3 separate regions of the Homo sapiens genome follow, and regions 2 and 3 are each linked to region 1. A link is a loop called in an ENCODE intact Hi-C map of the cell type or tissue named here. Cell type or tissue: PC-3. All regions are shown on one strand. Region 1 has its middle 110 kb from the start of TBL1X. Region 2 has its middle 58 kb from the start of LINC03114. Region 3 has its middle 14 kb from the start of FAM9A.

Region 1 (2,500 bases):
CGGGGTCCCACCCACGACTTGGCAGGTGGGGCACATGCCTGCTGACCTGAACCTCTCCGCGCCTGCCAGAAGGCAGAGAGTAGCCACATCATTGGATGGGGGCAGGGAAGTGGAGCACAGAGAGTCCATCCTGGGAGGCAGGGAGGTGGCACCTCCAAGCCCTGGGCTCATGCTCCACTGTCCTGTCAGACCGTCGCTTTCAAAATACAAACTCAAAGACAACATGATGAGGCATTGCAATATGGAGGTTGCAGAACATTAAACCAGTCCATGTGGGACTGAACTGTCACAAGGCAGCAAAGCTGGCCCTGCTTACACATAAAATACTAGCTAATCTCTATATAATCAGGGAAAGGTTACATTAGAATGTTTTCCAAATCACAAGGATGATACTATAACCAGCTACCCAAAACATTCATACTTTTAGGTTAAAATTTACATTTTAGTCTCCTTGACGTCTGGGTATTTGGAAAAAAAGAAAAAAAATTAACGTTTTAGGCACTTCCATTTTTCTCGAGAGCCAAAATTTTCCTTTTGTTTTCATTATTAATGTCTATACAACGAAAACATGCATCGTACATTTTTAAAATCGACTTTCCTTTTGCTGTTTTTGCCATACATTTCCTGACTGGTTTGTAAAACAGCCAAAAAGAACTGAGGAGTGGTAGCTTATGCTATGACCAAAAAATATACATTTCACAAAATTAAGTTGTCCCACGCTTGAAAATAAAATAAAATCACTTGCCAGTGACTTTGAATGTGGCTAAGCAGTGTGGCTTGCCAATTATGAGGTGTGAAGATAAAGGACTGTCACGCTAAACTTGTCTTCTTTCATTTGATGTCAGTTTCTCAGAGTAGGGACCTTGAACCACCTGTACTGAACTTGGAACCACCTCAACCTGCCCAGCTCCATGGATCCCAGCTCCAGGGTGAGATCTTAGGTGACTGCCTTTGTAACACGCATCACAGGTGGCTGAAACACACCCACAGTTTGAGACCCACTGTCTGGTCTAACATCACTCTGTCCTCGGAGTTTTTTTTTTTTTTTTTTTTTTTGAGACAGAGTTTCGCTCTTGTTGCCCAGGCTAGAGTGCAGTGGCGCGATCTCGGCTCACCGTGACCTCCACCTCCCACGTTCAAGCGATTCTCCTGCCTCAGCCTCCCGAGGAGCTGGGATTACAAGCATGCGCCACCACGCCTGGCTAATTTTGTATTTTTAGTAGAGATGGGGTTTCTCCATGTTGGTCAGGCTGGTCTCGAACCCCTGACTTCAGGTGATCCGCCCGCCTCGGCCTCCCAAAGTGTTGGGATTACAGGCGTGAGCCACTGCACCCAGCCTTGTACCCGGAAATTGAGAACAACACAAGCCCCTCCCAGAAACACTACACATCCTCTCTTGTTGTGGCTGCTGAACTTACTCTGACACATTCCTTGGCTGAAATACCAGCAAGCCACAGACACACCTTGCCTAAAGGCGTCCACAACACCACTGATGCAAGCAGTCGCACAGCAAAATTTTGCGGCCACAGGGATCCACCTGCTGGCCCACAACTCACATCTCTGGCCGCATTGGGTTCCAAGTGCGCTCAGGAGTTAATCACACACCCTTTCTTCTTGGCTTCTCTCCTCTCCTGAGGCAGGTATTACAAATACAAACACCCATTTCCTTCTCTGTGTTTATGCTTTCTTGGCACAATTCCTACTTGAAAGGTAGGAACAAAAATTCAAAATGCAAATACCCTCAGCTCAGGAATCACATTCTTATCTTTTCTTAGGAGATGACTTGTTTTTAACTTTAAAAAATCCTCAACATAAAAAAATGGTTTTTGTTACATTCTTGAGACAGAAATCTGCTAACTTGGCAAATTTTTTTTAAACTTATTCCTTTCGTTATGGTCACACACACCTTTCTTTTCTAGGGGCAGCAGTAATTTGCATTAGACACGACGCACACTTGCTTTCATTTCTCAGTGTCTAAAATACCATCTTCTTGTCACTTCTCTTTATCAAGCCATGCACCTAACAATGACTTGTTCGCTTCAGGAGACTCAGGAAAAGGAGCTGCTGGTCCTTGTTTTATCTGCACATTTCTTGAAGGATCCCATCCAGCAAAACCTGGCCTGCCTTCCCTGGAATTTTAATTTTGCCCCAGATTGTGTGTTGGTTTTATTATTTAAACAAATTTTAAATTACAGGAGTACAAGGAGCCCTAGAAGCAAAAGAAACTATTCAGATGACTGCTTAGAAGCTTTCGTAAATTCTGCAAGGTGGTGATAACTGTCGATGACTCGGCAGGTTTTTCGGAGAAATGTACAGGAAGCGAAACCCACTGCGTGTCTAACGGGTCCAGTATGTCATTGTGCAACGTCCCACAGGCCTTCAATGTCCTCAGAGCTATTTTGTGACCTACACACTGCATGGAGATGCCCCACCGGCTTTGATTGCACCCTCTAGCAAAAGAGATTTCCCTGCAGCTTGAATGGGGCAAAGCAAGTTCTTT
Region 2 (2,500 bases), 480 kb before region 1:
TGAGCAGACACATAAGTAGAGTATTTCAGTAAAGTGTTAAAAAATAAACAATGTATGCTCCTGTGAAGGGGATGGCTACTGTACCTCCAGTGCTGATCACACAGGCTTTTCTGAAGCATAGTCTGAGCAAAGACCATAATGGTGACTTGAGTGCAGCCATATGAAACCAGCAGGGCCAGCACCCCATGTGATGGGAGCAGTAAGTGCAAAGGCCTTGTGATGGGAACACACTGCTGTGCTGAGCAGCAGAATAAGGGCTGGCGGGTCAGAGTGCAGAGGCCAGAGAGGAGAGCTGTGAAAAAAATGGACTGTTGCCCATTAACTTTGTAAACTCTGGAAAACAGGATATTAGGTTGCATTTGCAAGGCTGCATGTAAGTTAGGTACTTCTTAAATGGTTTTGGTGTGTTATGTTCACCAAAATAATACTAATACTGGGGATGACTCATACTAAACAAGGCTGAGTTATGCTGACCCTAGATCAAAATTATGAGGTGAGTAAAGTTTGTGTTGACAATGCCTCTCCTGCACTTTCTGCTCCCCATTTCCCCGTGCGTCATACCTTGCAAGATACTCCTGCATTTCCTGTTGTGCTTCTCACGTCCGCCAGCCCTATACAGATAGTGGCATCCCCCAAAGATTAATCCACTCCTATCCAACACACTCAGCTGTGAATCACTACTGTCTGTGGTGGTCAGAAACACCATAGACATGTGAGTTCATGCAACAATCTTCCCTTTCTGTTCCCCATCAGACATTTGTTCTTTGAAAGAGAACTCCAGGATGGAAAATGTCTCAGCTATATGATAGATTTAAACTTTATAGCATCAATGGAGATTGTCCCCGCTGCCCCCATTTTCCACCTCCAACCCCTGCTATGGTTAGATATCCTAACTGAGCATATATCCATGAGGTTGTTCATTAGTGCTAATTAAGGAAAGGAAGAGAATGGTCGTTCAGCAAAAGGAGAGTTGTTTCTCAGTATTATTCATTATGTTCTTTTGGAAATTGCATGAGATGGTGACTAACCTATGTGTTGTCTCTAATTTTTCTCTGCTTCCTACACTAGATGTCACTGTGCAGCTCATTATTAATATAAGTAGCCTAAGGAAACTCTTCATAGAGAAATGGAAACTTTTTAAAATTTTTTAAATCACAAAGGATCCCTAACATGGTAGCACCTGAAATGCAAGCGATCTGCTCAGCTGGCTGCCATTCGGCATGGAGACAGCTCATTTCCTCTACATGAATTACCATTAGTCTACCCCAGTGTAACGCTAAGAAGACTTATCAACAACTTGAAATATGTTTTTATGTCTTTTTCCCATTTGCATACCTGTCAACCTGATACAAAGTGAGAATTTGGGAAATGCAAATAGCCTACTCATGAAATTTAATGATGTGCACATATGCTCTATTTTGATACATTGTAAAAATACACCATTCCCTGGATGCTTAAAAAATAATGTCCTCCCCTGAAGATAATGAAGCTTGGAATAGAGTAAGGACCCCCACCTCACCTACTTTGCCTTTTCTTGCCTCCTGTTTTAGTTGCATCATAAACCTTGAAGTCAGAAATGTGTTTAGTGTGTTTTCAATAGGTAGGATGGCCAACAACTCCAGTTTGCACCAGACTGAGAAGGTTTTAAAACCAGGAGGAGTTGGTCAACCTGCTAACGATGGACACCACAGAGATTGGCTTGCTTGTATTATTACAACCCATTACCCCCATTTGAGAACACCTCTGCACACACAGTCTGAACCCTGAGTTATTTTTGCTTAAGAACCAAGCACAAGACAAGGAGTGTTATTCAGCCTATAAGGATTTTTAAATTCTACCAGAACTACAGGTTTGAGTCACTAGTAGGCACCCAGAAGAAAAAAATATTTTCCAGGATGCTCTCCAGAAGCAGAACAATTTGGCTATGTCTAAAGTTTTAACAAAAGTGACTACAAAAATGGAATGACTTGCATAATTTCTAAAGGGCATACTGTAAAAATTTTTCAGAGACTCTGATAAGATAAATATGGTGCCATCCTGGCAAGGTAGATGTTCCTGTATTAGATAAGAGGGTTAAGTTTTCTGGAAAAAAAAAGCAAAGGAATAATGAGATGCATTGATCTAAGATAACAACTCTATAGTATATAATGCAAGCAATTACACTGATTCCAAAGGTATTGTTTTGATGTGGATCTAAAAACAGATTCAAAATAAGGTTATATTATTTTTCTCAAATGAAGAGCAAATCAGCAAACTGCTTTATTAGAGTATCAGGAGAGGATGAGGAGGAGGAAAAGGAGAATAAGGAGGAGAGGAGGAAGAAGAAGAGGTGGAGGAGGATGTGGAGGAGGAGCAGGAAAGGAAGAGAAGAGGGGAGAAGGGAGGGGGAGAAAGAGAAGAGGAAGAAAATCATGACATCTCTAATCTTCTTTAATCTTCACAACTGCCCTATGAGGAATGAATTTTTGTCTCCATTTTATAGACAAGCAATTCTGTTCTT
Region 3 (2,500 bases), 540 kb before region 1:
TCCTGATTTGATCAAATGCAACTGATGATGTATGGATCTACCAGATCTTCATGTTACTTTGGATTAAAACATGCAGAATAAAAATATTCTACATGATTTCTTTTAGATTTCATGTGTTGTTCAATACCAATGGAAACCTAATTTACCAAAACACATAATACTATATATACTTAAATTATAGTCGATCCCATGTTATTTCATCTTATAAAATGTTTAATATTCTCCCATTAATAGCACATAAAATTATATGGGCTACTGGGCTGATTAACTTTTAGTTTTGTATTCTTTATTTTTTTTATGCAACAAACAGGAAAAGTAAGATCATAATGCCTAACAGAATTAGTAGATTTAAGTCTGAATTATTATAGATGGTCCTTAATTAATTATTCCCAAAAGCCTAACACCAACACCCATATTTACCAAAAGAATATTATGCCATTTATCATATTCCCTGCTTAATAAGAACTTGTAGTTTTTTACATCACACTACAATACTGCAAATTTTAAAATGCGGAACAACATACAGATTTATTCTTGTTTATGTAGTCTATAATAAAAAGTGGATAGGCTCATTTAATTAGCTGTTGATTGCTTTTGTTAATCAGTCTTATAAAAATGTCTATTGTAATCTATTTCTCAGTAGGTCTTATCATGTTTTATGAAAGGCATAGTAGCTCATTTATTTGAATTGAACTATTTAGCCTGACTGTTTTGACAAAAGGAGGTCTGATATGGTTAAGTACTTTGTTTTGTTTTTGTTTTTGTTTTGTCACTCTATCATCCAGGTTGGAGTGCAGTGGTGCTATCATAGCTCACTGCAGCCTTGACCTCCCAGGCTCAGTCAATTCTCCCACCTCAGCCTCCTGAGAAGCTGGGACTACAGCACCACCAAGTCTGGCTCACTTCTTAATTTAAAATTTTTTGTGTGTGTGGAGACAGAATCTCACTGTGTTGCTCAGGCTGATCTCGAACTCCTGGCAGCAAGGATTCCTCTCCCCTTGGCCTCCCAAAGTACAAAGATTAAAGGCGTGAGCCATGCCTGGCCTGAGTACTTCGAAAAGAGGACTGATTTGCTAACTGAAAAGAGGACTAATTTGAAATTTCCCATATATTGGAAAGCCTTGCACATAGATCTAAGATTTTGACAAAAACATGCATAAAGTAGATTTTTATTTTAAAAAATATCACCTTGGGAAAGGCTTATTATAATTCAACAATATTACAATTGTTCTCAACCCTGTGTTTATTGGAATAAAAAAATCCCTCTATAGGAAAGATTAACATGTAAAATTAATACTCATAGTAATGAGTAATAAATCCCTTTGAAATTCAGTGTTTCCAAATCTTTGTGTTCTCCAAATTGAAGGAATGGTCAATAGTGGTTCTCATGAGGAGGGGGATTGTTCAGGGAAGATTTGGCAGTGTGGAGGTACTTTTGGTCACCACAACTAGGAATATACTACTGACATCTAGTGGTAGAAGCCAGGAATGCAGCAAAACATCCTACAATGAATACACAGGACAGTCCTCCCTCCCCTCCAGGAATTATCCAGCCCCCAATGTCAATAGTGCCAAAGGTGAGAGACCATTATATATGAATATGTAAATAAATAATAACAGAAAAATGGAGGAAACCTCCACTGATCCCATTAAGAGATTCATGTCAATGAATTTTATTGAAAAATGATCAATGTTTATGTTTTAATCATATATACTTATATTTTAAATGCTGTATCTTATGTTGTTTTGATTAACTATGTGATAATAATAAATGTATTAATAACACAAGCTACAGGAAAGTTTTTAAACTCTTAGAGTCTTGTGGTTGCAAGAATTTTTGAAAAGTAAATATTTACAATTTGATGCAGTTTTGTTTTAGGTAAGTAAAATAAGTTATCAATAAAAGATTTTCAAATATCAAATAATATAACTTTAAGATAAAATTGTCTGAGGAGAGCAGAATAGAAATTAAACCCCAAGGAAAAAAACAAATGATTGAAAATTCTCCCCTGTTAAAGAAGAGCATTTTTAGGGATTTTAATTAACTATAACAGGTGTCAAACTGTTATGATAATTAGCTTACATCGGAAAAGTTTAAAAGCGTGATGTTGCAGCTCTGTCTTTAAATATTTACATTTGGAATATGCCAGAAATTTCATTCTTTCCATCTAGTTAAAATTATGATGTCAAATTGTAGATGTAACTAAAATGTGCCGGGAGATGCACAGGTTGGCAAGATTCTTTTAGAGAGTATTCAGGTAAAAATGTTTGAATACCACTGTTGTACAGAGCTGATCCAATTCCCTAAAATCGAGCTCTCAGGAAGTTAATTAAGGTTCCCCCTTTAGCCATAGGGGCCTGCAGACAAGTGGGTGATAAATCCCTTCCCTTTTGAAGGTCATAAGCCCCTTTCTGTCTCTTGTAGCCTAAAAGCATTTTGAACATCAACTTTACAAATCCAAATAGTCATCATGATATTAAAAGCTTTTAAATAATAATT

Evidence for each region. Hi-C counts contacts between places; a loop is a spot of excess contacts. Peaks named below come from ENCODE experiments on the same cell type or tissue, not always from the same donor. Only the 100,000 strongest peaks of a DNase experiment are listed, where the experiment ranks them.
Region 2: a loop joins it to region 1, with 10 times the contacts of the local background. A loop is called at or near these places in 6 of 110 quality-filtered maps.
Region 3: a loop joins it to region 1, with 15 times the contacts of the local background. A loop is called at or near these places in 2 of 110 quality-filtered maps.

Annotation. Positions count from the first base shown.
Region 1 is chrX:9,350,509-9,353,008 of GRCh38, forward strand. No RefSeq gene overlaps it. Among named protein-coding and RNA genes, the nearest start is that of TBL1X, 110 kb to the right of the region's middle. RefSeq lists enhancers at 1,926-2,500, 2,204-2,263, 2,284-2,393. In PC-3, a CTCF peak has its summit at 1,527 (motif pointing left); a DNase peak (open chromatin) is centred at 1,523; H3K4me3 peaks cover 757 bases; H3K27ac peaks cover 1,670 bases.
Region 2 is chrX:8,868,052-8,870,551 of GRCh38, forward strand. No RefSeq gene overlaps it. Among named protein-coding and RNA genes, the nearest start is that of LINC03114, 58 kb to the right of the region's middle. In PC-3, a CTCF peak has its summit at 1,057 (motif pointing right); a DNase peak (open chromatin) is centred at 570; H3K4me3 peaks cover 1,122 bases; H3K27ac peaks cover 1,986 bases.
Region 3 is chrX:8,814,162-8,816,661 of GRCh38, forward strand. No RefSeq gene overlaps it. Among named protein-coding and RNA genes, the nearest start is that of FAM9A, 14 kb to the left of the region's middle. In PC-3, a CTCF peak has its summit at 1,469 (motif pointing left); a DNase peak (open chromatin) is centred at 1,480.